2 separate regions of the Homo sapiens genome follow, and region 1 is linked to region 2. The links are chromatin loops, found by intact Hi-C in ENCODE. Cell type or tissue: B cell. All regions are shown on one strand.

Evidence for each region. A loop is a pair of places that touch in the nucleus more often than their neighbours do. Peaks named below come from ENCODE experiments on the same cell type or tissue, not always from the same donor. Only the 100,000 strongest peaks of a DNase experiment are listed, where the experiment ranks them.
Region 1: it touches region 2 in a loop (4-fold over the local background); 15 of 110 quality-filtered maps call a loop at or near these places.

The regions. Positions count from the first base shown.
Region 1 is chrX:13,469,495-13,477,494 of GRCh38, reverse strand. No RefSeq gene overlaps it. Among named protein-coding and RNA genes, the nearest start is that of EGFL6, 96 kb to the left of the region's middle. RefSeq lists enhancers at 3,793-3,842, 5,962-6,101. In B cell, no CTCF peak of the experiment used is centred here; DNase peaks (open chromatin) are centred at 3,434, 3,464 and 3,614; H3K4me3 peaks cover 1,657 bases; H3K27ac peaks cover 4,479 bases.
Region 2 is chrX:13,415,357-13,423,356 of GRCh38, reverse strand. LOC124905248 (a long non-coding RNA gene) reads left to right here and starts at 3,252. Exons shown (of 2, transcript XR_007068395.1): 1 at 3,252-3,788. In B cell, no CTCF peak of the experiment used is centred here; DNase peaks (open chromatin) are centred at 2,366 and 3,276; H3K4me3 peaks cover 1,214 bases; H3K27ac peaks cover 3,956 bases.

The DNA of each region.
Region 1 (8,000 bases), 54 kb before region 2:
TGCAAAGTCTTTACAAGCATAAATAAGTAGTGTTAAAATAAGATTTGTCTGGCTGGGCACAGTGGCTTACACCTGTAATCCCAGCACTTTGGAAGGCCAAGGTGGGCAGATCACTCGAGACCAGGAGTTTGAGACCAGCCTGGCCAACATGGTGAAATTCCATCTCTACTAAAAATACAAAAATTAGTCAGGTGTGGTGGCGCACGCCTGTAATCCCAGCTACCAGGGAGGCTGAGGCACGAGAATCACCTGAACCCGGGAGGCAGAGGTTGAAGTGAGCCAATATCACACCACTGCACTCTAGCCTGGGCGACAGAGTGAGACTCTGTCTCAAACAAACAAAAAAAAAAAAGATTTGTTTGTGGGGTTAACCTGACATTGCTCCTTTGGGATAAATAGGTGGTGTGATTATAGAGTTGGTGAGAAATCCATGCACAGAACTGTTAACTGCTTTATCAGAACGCTCTTGCTAGCAGCAGATTTGACATCAGAATTTTAAGAACTGGGTGTGTTTCCTGACTCTGTTACGCTGCACCATTGCTAGTGTCGCACTGATGTTTCACCCATTTTTGTTTCATAGTGCCAGCCTTTGTTCCTTCAGAGCTGATTTATCATCTCTGAAAGTTCTGGATGTCCAGGCATCAGTGGTGAATCTATCAAAGATGGCCCATGATCTCTTGGAGGCCTGACTCTAATCATCAGGATTATCCCATTAGGGATAGAATGGAGGCCACTCTACATGCACCTATTTGGTCTTTGATCATTCTCATGCCCCCAGCCAAAGGGAAATTGAGAAGGCTGTCTGGGTGATCAGAACAGTTGTCCATGACAAATTGAATGGAGGTCACCTCCTCTGGGGTTCCTGACAACTGGGAATAAATCCAGGCTGATGACCCAGATGGGAAGGCTGCCCAGTATGTAAATGGTCAGTCATCATTCTTGTCTTGCTGGACAGCTTCACGGAGATTAATCTCCCTAAAGCTGTCCGGCACCCTGAGTGAGGTGTCAGTTCAGGTGATTTCCCCAGTGTCCCGTTCTGATCTCTGCTGTCCGCTTGCAAGCTTTCCTAAAAGGATTCTGCAACACAGGCAAAGTATTTGTTGCAAGAGTACAAGGCAGCAAATGCAAGGTATTTGTTTGGGATTGATATCATTAGAAGGAAGAAGAAGAAAGGGTTGGAGAGGATGACAACGAAAGAGAAAACCCTGGACACTGGCATATTCAATGTTCTTTTTAAAAGAAGAGGAGAGTGTGCGTGAATTTCTGGTTTCAGATCTGACTTATCAACTACCAATGAAACTTTACAGAATGGAATTCCAAAGCATACATGCTCCATTCTGAGTGAAAGTCAATAAAACCAGCCATACATATTTATTGCCCCTTGTAAAAATAAGATTGTGTCTTTATTTTTTAATACAAATTATTTTTAATGGAGGCTCTGCAGCCTGTGTAACCCTGTCCCCAAGCTTCCCTACAATCTCCCATAGCCGTTCTGAAATTTACATTTAGGAATGTTGTTTGCTGTGATAAACTGTTCAGTTGTGCTCCATTGGCTTTAGACCATTTAACCTCAAGACAGCTGCCTCTCCACCACTTCAACCCAAATATTCAATATTTTAATTTCATGCTAAGATGTAAAGAACGATTTGTGTTTTTCAAGTGTTGAAAAGAGAGAAAATACCCTTAAATGGCGATAGTAATGTTGCTTAAAGGAACTGTGTATGATAGAAGTTAGAGGATGGGAACCCTATTTTGTAATCCCCAAAATTGTGATCTTTCCATTAAGTTGTTATTTCATATAGAACTTACTGTCAATTTAGACCTCAAGTCCTACGTATTGTTACTAGATGACAGCTTCCCAATCTGATCCCTTTGCACTTAATATTTTCCGCCTGAAGTGAAGGACCCTGAGTTGGCGGTTACCTGTCATCTGGGTAACATTGGTGTCTGAATTCAGCTTATTTAGGTTTACTTTGATCAGAGTTCTTTCAGAGACTCCCCGTCCCACACTCAGCTTTGCGCCACCTGCAAATCTTGTAAACCAGTATAATAAGGTGATCCTGGTTAGGACTGGACCTTAGTCACAGCTTTGGGGACCTCAAAGAACAAATACTGAACAAATAGGTAGTTAAATGTTGGGGGTGTGTATTTTGCTACATAAGAGAGGGAGATGTGGATTTATATTTGAGGCAAACTATCCCTTTGTTTTGAGAAAACTTTCTTTTAGTTATATGAATATAAAGCAAGTGGTATCTATTGTTATTGAGGAAGGCCTTTGCTGTGGTCAAGTAACTAGATTTTACTGGGAAATCTCCCTATTTCAATTTGATTGCATACATTGCATACATTTTAGTAATATAATTTGTGTGCATCTTTTAGCTGGGTTATGTCTTTGCGGACTTCACAGTTTTTTAGGGGACGAGCTGCTACTTTTCTCAGTAAATTTAATTGTAAGTTATGTTTGGGAGGATGCACGTGTGTTCTCGTCCTAGGAGCTGTTTGCAGGACATCCAAAGGGAAGAACCTGAGAACTGCAATAAGGCCTGACAGCATGAGTTCTATTTCAGCCTGGACCACTGCCGTTATTTAACTCTGAATCATCCTGATGACCTTGGGAAATGGATAATTAGACTATTGCCTTCTGATGATTTGGGGGGCCCATGTTTCTAGGGAGTGGTCCCACTGTATTTAATCCGGGATAGAGTTTAATTTTAGAACAGAAAATAAAAAACTGGGGAAGGAGATCTTGAACTTGGGTGATGGAAAATATTCCTTTCCTTCTCAGCCCTCAACTGGATAAGTAGTTGTCTGTATCCCTCTGTGCGTCACTTATTCCCTGAAACGGTGGTGTCTGTTTTGCTCATCACTTTACCCCCACGCCTAGCATGATGTCTAACATGCAGCAAGCAATGAATATAGATTTTTTTAAGTGAATGATAGAATGAACAAATACTAAAAATGTTCACCAAAGGATGGCTAAATATACAGCATTCTTAGAATAACTGTACCTTAAATTACAAGACGTCTTCCTTACTAGAACGTACAGTTTTTGAGGGAAAAACAAAAAGACACGGTTCAGCTTGTCATCCAGCTTTTAATGAACCACCATTTGGGTCCTATTTATAGTGTGTTCTCTCTAGCTGGGTGGAAATGGGTTGGTTTTACTTTCCAATGCATGGGGACAAGCTGTGAAAAGTGCGTATCAAGATTCATTAAAACAAAAATGAAAGCAAGTTCAGTCTCCAAACCATCTTCTTTCCTTCATTGTAACAAAGAGTTTGCATTTAATGTTGGATCCTGAAACAAAAGTTTGCCCAAGAGTCAATTGTCCCTCTACCTAAGCCTGTTTCCTTCCAGAAGCAGGCAGTTTGTCAGGCCCCCAGAGGGAGGCTGGATCCCTGCAGAAACGGCTTTGAGGGTAGTTCTTTCAGCAAGTACACCATGTCTGTTTCTGGTTTGGCTTTTCAGTTTCCTGGAGTTGTTCTTTTGAACAGAGCGGGCAAAGCCTTGCTAAATACTGCAGCTCATTGAAACCCCAGTGTTGAATCCCCATTTCGGATTGTTTTCAATGTATTGAACTCCCCTGGCTCTCGTGAACTTTCCCTTGGTTCACTGTAGAGGGTGGGTGTTGGAGTCCTGGGAGACTTCTCATATTCTGTTGTTAAACAGCTGTTTCCAGAGGCCTGTTACCCTCACACCCACACAAGTCTGAAAATAGCAGCCATGTCCCTCCCTGTACGGTCTGTGCTTTCAAAGGCACAGTTTTCTCAGTTCTGCCTTGCAGTTGCCTTCATTTCTCTTTCTGGTAAACAAAGAATCAGGCTATTTTGTTTAGTTGGTTACAAGTTGTTTTCAAAACACTTCAACCATGGTAAGCAACAGAATACATAAATGCAACGGACGTAAACCAGGGAAACAGCCAACTTTTTTCGATGCTTGCTCTTTTGGAAAGTGTTGGCTGCTCTGGCATAAAGGAGATTGTTTTGTTGACTTAACAGTCCGTATCAGAGTTACCCAGGGCTTACTTATGAGAACTTCTGGAAGAATAGCTCCCTGCTGCAGAGGGGGGCTCCTCTTCTGACATTTGCTTTTCAAAACTTTTTCTTTCACTGATCTTTTCAAGTTTTTAGTTGTTTTTAAATTGAGCTGAGATGTGCATAACATAAAATTGACCATCGTAAAGTGAACAGTGCAGTGGCATTTAGTACATTCACAATACTGTGCAACCACCACCTATGTCTAGTTCCAAAATATTTTCATCACCCCCAAAGAAATCCCTATACCCATTAAGCAGTCACTCCCTATTCTTCCTTCGCCCCCTAGCGCCTAACAGCAACCATTCTTCTTTTTGTCTCTGTGAATTTACCTATTGATATAAATGGATTCATATAATATGGGATGTTTTGTGACTGGCTTTTTTCACTTATCATAACGTTTTCAGGGTTCATCCATGTTGTAGTGTGTGTCAGTATTTCATTCCTTTTACAGCCAGATAATATTCGTCATATGTATATACCACATTTGGTTTATCCATTCATCTGTTAATGGATAGTTTCCACCTTTTGGACATTGTGAATAGTCCTGCTATTTATATTGGTGTACACTTATCTGTTTGAGTGCCTGTTTTCCATTCTCTTGGGTATATACCTAGGAGCAGAATTGTGGCATCATATGGTAACTCTGTTTAACTTTTTGAGGAACTGTCAAACTGTTTTCCACAGTGGCTGCACCATTATACATTCCTACCAGTAGTGTACAAGGGTTTCCATTTCTCTGCATCCTCATCAGCACTTGTTATTTTTTATTCTTTTGATTATAGTCATCCTAGTGTGTTTGAAGTAATCTCTCATCATGGTTTTGATTTGCATTTCCCTAATGACTAATGATGTTGAGCATATTTTTGGAAGCTTGTATATCTTAGTATATCTTTGGAGAAATGCCTATTTAAGTTTTTTGCCCATTTTTTAAATGGGCTGTTTGTCTTTTTTGTTGTTGAGTGCTAAGAGTTCTTTATATGAGTCCCTGTATACTAGACCCTTATCAGATACAAGATTTGAAAATATTTTCTTCTATTCTTTAGGTTGTCTTTTCACTTTCTTGATAAATGTCCTTTGATGCACGAACATTTTTAATTTTGATGAAGCCCAATTTCCCCAATCCTTTTTTACACAAAGGCATGGAGGTGCAGATGGAAGAGGTCTAGTTGTTCCTGGGTCTAGCTTATGAACTAATTTGACCCTCAGAATATTGTTGAGCTGTGCTTGTCCTGGCTACAGAATTATACCCACAGGTTTTATTTGAAGATGCTTCATTTAAAACCATTATAATTTTGTATTTTACTTGTCTACAGATTTTCTTTATGTTAGAAAAGTGTACTATTATAAATCTAGGTATTCTTGGCTGGAATATGTTATTTACCACTGGAGCTTAGAATATGCTGTTACTTAGAAAGAGTGGAGTATGTAATTGATGCCACCCAATATTATGTCTGTAGCTCAGACCGCTCTTCTGGACTCTGAATTCATGTGTCCATCTTCCCAAGGGTGTTTACTACACATTTTGAATTTAGAGTATTCCCAATCAAATCCTTGTTTTCTACCCTCCTTTTATTAACACATGCTGGCCTCCTCAGTTTTCTACATCTCAGCAAACAGCAGCTTCATTTTTCCAGTATCTTAGACCAAACACACTGGATTCATCCTTGATTCTTTTCTTTCACATCCTACATCCAGATCATTAGCAAATTCTGCTTATTCGACCTCCGAAATATGGACATATCTCTTCGCCTGCAGGGGTATCAGCCAGTTAAGCCACATCTTAGTAGCCTAGATTCTTATCCTCTCACTCGTCTCCTGTTTCCCTCTCTTTTTTCTCTACAACATATTCTTCACATATAGCCAGAGGAATCCTTTCCAAAGGAGCATCAGGTCATGTCACTCTGGTGCCCCAAACCCTGCAGGGGGCTCCCATCTCACTGGAGTGAGGCCCCAGCATGCACTGCCCGCCTTCCTCTCACCATCTGCTCTGATGTCCTTGCACGCCCCTCACCCCAGGCTCACTCTGCTGTAGCTCCCAGGCCTTGCTGTTTCTCAAGGATTCCACTGGCTGTGTACTGCTGTCCCTTCTGCCTGAAACACTGTTTCTCCTGGAAACCAAAGAGCTCATCCCTCACTGCCTTCAGGGCTCTGCTCAAAGTTCTTCTGCATCTGGGAGTCCTGTTTGACTCTCAAGCAGAGAGTCCTGCTGGCACAGCGCTCTCCACCCTCCTTACTCTGCTTTTCCTTCATCACACTTTGCACGTGGCTACTTTTACATAGCACATAATAGACATTTATTGTCTGTCACTATTTATTAGGTTGATGCAAAAGTAATAGCAGTTTTTACCATTATTTTCAGTGGCAAAAACTGCAATTACTTTTGCACCAAACTAATATTTCCACCAACACACACACACACACACACACACACACACACACACACACAGAGTTGAGGTCCAACTGAACAGCTCAATAAAGAAAAATTCTGCATTCCATGCACATTGTGTGACTTTCCTTCATCGATATGAAAAATAGAGGGACTGGATGCATAGTAGTTTCTATTTCACGATGACCTTCAAGGTCTGCATTGCAGCGCCCATTCTGAATTACTCAGTGTATTGATTTTTAAACAGGAGTGCCTCCATTTGTGTGATGCAGTCCATTGTGCTCCTAATCCATTCATTAGGGATTCCCAAGTTGCCTTCATACAATGGACCACATCTCTTTGAAGAAACTATTATGGATTTCCATGTGGAGTCCCAGAGGATTAAAATAAAGCCTTGAAGGTTAGAGGAGTTGCCCCAGTCTTGTGATCTGTTAGGCCCTCTGAGTCATCTTGGCAATTGGTGATCCCAGTTCATAAGATTCCAGGAAATGTGATTGTATCAAATGATAGCATCTAACACGAGAGCAGTGACTCTTTCTGTTTCCTCTTTTTGTAACACAAAGGAAATTCAAACAAGTGTTTTTAGGTCTTATTGCATTTTACCAACTCTTTTCAGATGGGGAGAAAGTGTTTGGCATTCATTTTCTAGGTCATCAATATGTTCCGGGTAGAACACTCAAAGAAGGCTAGGTGGAAGTGCCAAAGGGATTACTGAGTGCACTGTACCCGTTTACCAGATTAAGAAACTAAGGCCTATGACCCATGTGGCTTGCCTGGGGTCCCAGAGCTAAATACTGGTAGAACAACTTATTTGAGGGAACTGAAGCATAGCAGATTGAGGTTCCTTTCCAGTGACTGCACAGCCACTCAGGGAAGAGCAGGAACTAGAACCCAGGCCTCCTAACTCCCTAGTCAGCATTTTTTCCCACTCAACTGCTGGACTGCTGGTTTGTCTCCAGCCCCTCTTTTTTTTTTTTTTTGGAGACAGAGTCTCACTCTGTCAACCAAGCTGGAGTACAGTGACACCATCTCGACTCACTGCAACCTCTGCCTCCCAGACTCAAGGGATAGTCCTGCCTCAGCCTCCTGAGTAGCTGGGATTACAGGTGTGCACCACCACACCTGGCTAATTTTTGTATTTTTAGTAGAGATGGGGTTTCACCATGTTGGCCAGGCTGGTCTCGAACTCCTGACTTCAGGCGATCCACCTACCTTGGCCTCCCAAATTACTGGGGTTACAGGCGTGAGCAATGGCACCCAGCGCCTCCATTCTTTAATGACATTCTCTTTAGAGAATTGGGGTTTATGGTGCTGTTCAGAAGGCGGCAATTGTTTAACTGAGTCAATGTCCTGATAAGATCAACCTGTCTTCCTTTTTGATAATCAGACCTCACTTTATTTAACCTTTGTAAATATGCTGATGCACGAAGACCGAGTGAGTGAACATGTCCATGAGCTAGCTTTCCAAAGGCAATTGATTGCTTTAAAAAAATGTTAGCTTTGCACAGTGGTTCTCAAAGCATGGTCCCTGGACTAGCAGCATCAGCATCACCTTGGAAATGCAAATTCTTAGGCCT
Region 2 (8,000 bases):
CCCTTGTAGTGTTGTCTTCAGCTTTCCTGGGGACTGTTGGAATCCGCTGCAGAGATGAGTGAGTAGTTAGACCGTGTCTCTTCTGAGCTGTTAGGCTGGGCTGCCATACATTTTGCCTCTGTTTCCAAGTCCTCCTCTGTGTGGTGCATGATGTGTGCTTCCTGCTGCTTGGCCTGCCTGCCTGAAAACCACCATACCATCACAAACTACCAGTTTTAATAAAATTACAGAATTCAAGTGACAAGTACAACTGGCCTACACAGCTGTGAGAACAAATTCTACAACTGATTTGAAGTAAGCATACAGCCCAACTGGTGAGAGAGAAATTCTCAAGGGTGACAGAGAGAGTGGCCTATTAGCTATCGGTGTTCAGTGTGCCCTGCCAGTGTGTAGAAGAGGGAATGGAGGCTGGTGAATCCCTGGTGTTGGTTTGGCAAAGTGTCATATCAGAGCTTCTGACTTAAGGCAGGGCTGGTTTTGGAGAAAATTGTAAAGAAATGTGCTCACTTGATGTTTTGGGGAGCTTTATTGAGGTATAGTTCATAAATAGGGATTATATATATTTAAGATACACAACTTGATGTTTTGATACATGTAGACATTGTGAAATGATCATTGCAATCAACCGAATTCACTTATCTATCACCTCACATATTTTCTTTTTTTCCTTCTTTCCCTCTCTCCTTCCCTGCCTCCCTCCCTCCCTCCCTCCCTCTCTCTCTCTTTCTTTCTTCTTTCTTTTTCTTTCTCTCTCTCTCTCTCCCTTCCTCCCTCCCTCCCTTCCTTCCTTCCTCTCTTTCTCTTTCTTTTCATTTCCTTCCTTCCTTCCTTCCTCCCTCCCTCCCTCTCTCTCTCTTTTCTCTTTCTTTCTTTCTTTCGCTGAGTACACTTGATATCTACCCTCTTAGCAAATTTCAAGTATATAACACAGTATTGTGACAGCACAGTAGTCACTCTACTGTATATTAGACTCTGAGCACTTATTCAACTTGTATAACTGAATTTTTATCGCCTTTGACCAACATCTCCCCACTTTCCCCCCACCTTAGCAACCATCATTCTACATTCTACTTCTAAGAGTTTGACTATTTTAGATTCTACAAGAAACATGCTCAGTTGGTTTTGATGCTCTGATCTTGCAGCATTCTCTGCCCACTGGCAGACACTCACAGTCCTTGAGTTTCCCTAGCTTCTCAGGGCCTCCCACCAAGTCTTTGCACCCAGTACGGGACACTGCCTCAATGCTTCTAGATCCCATTTCAGTGGATGGGATTTTAGGGCCTGAGAGTACAGAATTTTAAAAAATAAAGTAAGTGCAGAAGTATGAGTCTCTAGAATGCATTTCCTTGCAGTGTACTGTCTTTTGCTTGATAACCCTTATTATTTGCTAGATACGGAGATAAGTCCTCATACAAGGAAGAGTTACAGAAAGAGAAAATGAAAGCATCCTTGCCCTTTGGCAGCTTACATTCTAAGCAAATTTGAAATGCACATGTAATTTCTAATTAACCTTTAGAAATAAAAATAAATCTGGAAACAAATTAGGAAACATACCAGAGAGAATGTGGCCATTTTGAAATGCCCTTTTCTCTCAACAGTCCTTGTGATTTCTAGGATTATTGGGTTTTCTTCTTAGGCTATCCCATTAAACCTTGCAAGGTAAAGTAATGGAGAACCAAAAATGTCCCAGTTTCTTCTTCAATAAGTGGGTCTTTGTAGGTTGAGTCCCAAGGACCTTGCCAACAGTAAATGATCATATACTTGTTGATGTGTATTATGACTGTGTGTGCTTATTTCTTTTAATCTTGCCCTCTTGGCTAGACTATTATTTTTCTTTTCTTTTCTTTTCTTTTTTTTGAGATGGAGTCTCTGTCACCCAGGCCACCCAGGCTGCAGTGCAGTGGCACAATCTTGGCTCACTGCAACCTCCGCCTCCTGGGTTCAAGCAACTCTCATGCCTCAGCCTCCCGAGTAGCTGGGATTACAGGCGCCCACCACCATGCCCAGCTAATTTTTTATATTTTTTAGTAGAGGCGGGGTTTCGCTATGTTGGCCAGGCTGGTCTCAAACTCCTGACCTCAGGTGATCCACCCGCCTGGGTCTCCCAAAGTGCTGGGATTACAGGCGTGAGGCACCGTGCCAAGCCCTAGACTATTATTTTTCAATCATAGTACCTTTTCCATTTAGAGTCCACACAACTTCAGATCTTTGTCCCTAATGGGTGTGTATTAAGTGCTAATTTACATATGTTATGTATGTTATGGCAAACTGAGCAAGTATGGTCATTACAGGCAAATGCTTCGCCTGTGGCTGTGATTTCCACATTGCTGTATACACAGCACATCTACTCCCAGGCTTGTTCCGTTTTCAGACCTTGCGTGATGGCCCTCAGCACAACAGAAAGTTCTCCAACTGGTAAACTTTTACCTACCTGACTCCTGAACCGTGGTACCTGCCAAAACAGGCCCAAAGACTATCCCCAGCCCTTTCTTTCTTTTAAGCCCTCCTAACAATGACTGTGTTGTCCCTCCTAGTATTCTGTGTGCTTCTAACATTCTGCTTTAGGAATACAGTACTGTCTTTCAAGAGGCTGATTAGAAGGAAACAGAAATTGGGCAGTTGAAGACAATTCCTAGTCATGTTCTAAAAATAACAGATTGTTGAGGCAGTGTTGGAAGTAGGCTTCTTGAAATGCACACACTGTCCTTGTCTGATCATTGTCTATTGTGTTGAGTAAGGTGCCTTATGCACAAGAACATACAGGCCCAGAGAGATCCATTGCCACCATTTTTAGTTAGAGGTCATAATAGCCCCAGGGGTTTCACAGTCTGTCTCAGTGGAACTGATCTTGGAAATCGCCTCCTCCCACAGTCTTGTCATTATCCCATTTTCAATTCGCCCTGCTCACTGGCAGATAGCATCTCTTTGGGAGATGGATGGGGACTGCAAGTGAGTAGGGACTGCGGGCTGGGGGTGAGCCCCTTCTCTGAGCTCCTCTTGTCTTTACCAGGCTTTTAAAGTGCACAATCATTTTTTCTTTTATTATATAAAGGTGGCAGGTTTATGTACAGTTAAGGAAGAATCCTTTGCAGGTGGCCAGATTTTTATTTCTGCTCGCTGCATGTGGAAGGGGGTGAACTAAAAGGATATAACATAAATTAAAACCCAAGCAGGTGGTTTCATGCTCAGGGACCGAGTTGGAAACATTGCAACGTGGAGGCGATATTCAAATTAAAATGAGGAAACACGGACATGCTTCGATTACTGTGACAGATAATGTCAAGAACTTCTTTCCTGGCAGGGTAGATTCTGATGTGGACTAAAATTGATTTGTGTAGTTATCGCCCTGTGGTCTGTGGAAAAGTAAACATCGAGACCAAAATAATCTCTCTACCTATGGACGCAGGAGTAGTGAAAGGAGATGCACCACCCCTGGCCTTTGGCACTGTGTGTCAGGTTGGGGCCATAGCCTTACTCTTGGGAGTGGGCAAACCCTATCATCAGGCCCCGTGCGGAGGGAGTCATCTCCTCCACCGCCCAGGACTCTTTACACACGGAAGAATACCACCTTTTGGCAGAGGCAAGAGCACTTCATGTTAGTGACGCTTCATGTGATGGAGGATAAAGGGACAACACTCTTCTCTCCTGGCGTCCGGTAATTTTCATCATTTTAGAATAAAAGGAAGGTGCCGTCAAGACAAACGAGGAGTTATTCTTAGTTTTGGCAAGTCCTAAAACAGTGATACGGGGGCTGAAGAGTTCACGTGGAGTAGAAAGTTATTGCCAAGGTAAGTGATCGCACAGGCCCATGATCCCACAGTGCATACATTGACTCTGTAATTCGGTCTCCATAGAAGTTGATTCAGCACCACTTTTGCACCGAGTGGGTGTGGCTGTCACGAAGAGAAAGCCAGTGGGAGCAGAGATAGTTGATTTATGTAACAACTTTCATGCCTCATAGATTGTTCCATTCTCTAGAAGAAATAATTACCTGCTTATGAGCAGTTCTTTGGAGCAGAGCTCTGCTTCTTTTCTGCATAGTACAGACGTTATTTATTTCTAACTTTTGCCTCTGGGCCCTCAATATGTAGTCCAAATATACCACAGAAACACGAGACCTCTAAGGCAGCCAGGCACAAAATGTCGAATTGAAGGGAAAAAAGCAAGGTTAAAAAACAGAAATCATAAATTATCTTCTTGAAAAAATTACATGCATAGCACCAATCATTCTTCAATTCCTCCATAGCAATTTGACCTGATACTCATTTTTAAAACACAGCTCTCATTCTGGGTATCCTCTCAGCTTTCTGGGATAGGTTCCTGAAACAAAAGCCAAACAAAAGCCGAACATTCTAATGAAACATGGCCACAAACACTGGTGCAAGAAGTCTCCAAATCACTCAAAAGAATGTATATAGCATGAGTCGTAGGGAGTACTTTCTAGATGAATGAGCCTTGGGCTTGTTTTCGTCACTGGAAGGAAACGATTGTCTGACATCTTTGGAGTTGGAACATGGCTCTGAGCAGTTAAATTATTTCTGACAGAACTGCTTAAGGCAACTTCATATGGTTAGGGGGAAGCCCTATGAATTATTGAATTGCCCATTTTCCTGCACACAGAATTTCTCACATGAACCAATTTACCATGGGGACAGATAAAGTACAAAGCAGGAAAAAAAAAAAAGCAGAGGCAGTTTTTAAGAAGGAATATTCTAGGAACCTGGGTGCTGGGGTTTGGAGTTAATCAAGTTTACGAACTTCTCATCTCTGCTCCATGAGGGACTGGAAGCTGGCATTCATGAGATTACTGGAAATGATCTACACACAAAGGAATTTGATAAATGCTAGCTTGATACCCACTATAATATGTGTTTTGGGTAAGAGAGGAGAAAATGGAGAGACAATGGCAAAATGTACAGAGTCAGCAGTTCTGACTAGGAAGAGGAAGCAATAGTCATTCAGCTCATTTGCTGCTCAAACCAAACAGATCCACTTCACACCAACAGAGTTGCCTGGGGGCCTCCTTATCCCTGTGTCTCAGGAGTTGGGGTCTGGGGCCTCGGGTCTTTTTCTGCTCCAGCACGAGAGGATCTGCTTTGGTTTGCAGCAACAGCAGACGGATGGAGAACCTGGTACTGTTTGGGGCTCTGCCTGTTTGGTGGTAACTTCTCAGATGGACAAGTGGGCTCCTCTCTGCCTGCAGAGAGCTATTATCATATATATGACTCTCCAAGAGAGCAGCCAGGATAGGCCTTAGGCATCGTTAAAAAAAGAAGTTGAGGCTGGAGATGGCTCATGCCTGCCTTCCCAGCATTTTGGGAAGCCAAAGTGGGAAGATCTCTTGAGGCCAGGAGTTTGAGACCAGTCTGGGCAAAGTAGCGAGACCCCATCTCTACAAAAAGAAGAAGAAGAACAAAAAAAAATTAGCCAGGCATGGTGGCCTGCCCCTGTAGTCCCAGCTACTCAGGAGGCTAGGTTGGGAGGATCACTTGAGCCCAGGAGGTTGAGGCTGCAGTGAGCTATGATGGTGCCACTTCACTCCAGCCTGGGTGATGGAGTGAAACCCTTTCTCCAAAAAAAAAAAAAAAAAAAGAAAAAGAAAAAGAAAAGAAAAGAAAGGAAGGAGGAAAGAGACAGAAAGAAAAGAAAAAAGAAAAGAAAAGACGTCAACTAAATTGACTCTCACCCAGAGGCTTTCCCTTCCCTGAGGCCATTAGCTCTTTCTCCTAGCAGAGTCTATTAACCTCATAGAGTCTGTATTAGTCTGTTTTGCATTGCTATAAAGGAATACCTGAGACTGGGTAATGTATATAAAAAAAAGAAGTTTAATTGGCTTATGGTTCCGCAGGGTGTACACGAAGCATGATACCAACATCTGCTTCTGGTGAGGGCCTCAGGGAGCTTACAATCATGGCGGAACATGAAGAGGGAACAAGCTATCACATGGCGAGAGGGAGCAAGGGAAGAGAGGAAGGTTGTAGTCTCTTTTTAACAACCAGATCCTGCTGAACTCATTACGGGGGGAAGGGCACCAAGCCATTCATTAGAGATCCACCCCCACGAGCCCCACCTCCCACTAGACCCCACCTCCAACATTGAGGATCACATTTCAACATGAGATTTGGAGAGAACAATATCCAAACAATATCAGAGTTTATTCTCATTAAATGGTTGATGACTACTGACACTTTGGGCAGAATCATTCTTTGTTGTGAGGAACTTCCCTGTTCACTGTAGGATGTTTAGCAGCATACCTGGTCTCTGCTCACTAGATGCCGGTAACAACTAATAATTTATAAATCTATGTATGTCTCATGCAATATTTGGAACATAGATACACTAAGTAATTAGTTACTGTTTATTTGAAATCTAAATTGAACTGAGTGTCTTTATTTTATCCAGAAACCTTCTTGGGATATAAAAATTGCCTAGCTTGAGAACCACTGGGCTTAGGTATTTTCACTTTGAGAGACCAAAGGAATCAATTTCTAACTGTAAAACTTCCACTTCCGCAAGATGGAGGGTGAAGATATAAAATGGCCAGAAAGTACACGAAAAGATGCTTAGCATCATTAATCATTAGGGAAATGCAAATAAAAACCACAGTGAGATAACACATCACACCCGCTTGGATGGCTGTATTAAAATAGACAACAGTAGCAAGTATTGATGGGGAGGGGTAGCTGTTTGGAAAGCTGTCTCCAAACAAATTTTGCCCTTGGCCTCACAACACATACCTCTCTGGACTAATGACATGATGAGGGTTAACCTTCCCAAAATGGAAGAAAACATACCATGAGAACAAAACATGAACTAATACCTTCAGAAAAAATCTCTGCTACAAATCTGGCAGGTTCCCTTGCTTTCTCCGCTTCAAGTTTTCCTTGCTTCCACCCACCCTCCATATCGCTAAGACAGTGGTTTTTCTAAAACAGGAACCTGATTGTGTGACCCTACTCCTTGAAAATATAATGGCTACCAATGACAATGGTAGCATCCAAACATCCAAATGCCTTCCGATGGCAGTCAAGGTCTTCTGCAGTGTAACTCCAACTCATGCTCCCAGTCTGTTTGTTTGTTAATAACAGTCTCATTGGCATATAATTCACGTAGCCTACAGTTCACCCACTTACAAGGTACAATTCAATATACTTTTATTGTGGTCACAGAGTTATGCAACTGTCATCCCAATCAATTTTAGGACACTTTCATCAACTCCAGAAGAAACCCAGTATCTACTAGCAGTCACTTCCCATTTCCCCCCAAAATCTTCCGCCCATCCCTTGGCAATCAATACGCTACCTTTTGTGTCTGGCTTCTTTTCATATATTTTTAATTCAGGTAAATGGAAGTAGACTTTAACACTTTTTGAGAGTTTTTCTGTACCTTTTTTCAGCTCAGCGGATCCCCTGGGAAGTCTGAGGGTAGGTTGGGAGGGACTGAAATAAACAAGATATTGTTTATATTAACGGTCAAACCTGTGTCGGCCACATGTCTGAAACGTTTCACCCCCTTATCTACTGTTATCTCAAATATATGTCCTTAATGTGTTTCCCACAGTTCTTATCAGTCCTGTACTAACTAGTTACGACTTGTAGGATTAATTAACTTGTCATAAAAGGCGTTAGCTGAAGTAGAAATGTGCATAATCAAAACTCTTTACTTTACAGCCAATATGTAAAAATGCTAGCTCTAAGGCTAGCGTGAATTGACGTCATTTAAAAAGCTTTATTCCACTGTCTAATTGTGAAATAATATCAGCAAGGCTTGTTAAAAGCCACAAAAAACAATTTGTAATCAAAAAAACCATTTGTAATCAAGATCTCATTTTTGTGTTTTTTTCCCAACATAGTGCAGCAAATAATAGTAGAGACCCTCTCTGGAGGCTTTCATAAACTTTTCAGCCTAGATTGTGGGAGACTGAGGCCTGTAGACCCGTCTTCAATCACAAAACCATTCTATTGATTCTGGCTTAAGTGGCTCTACAGCTGAACACAGAA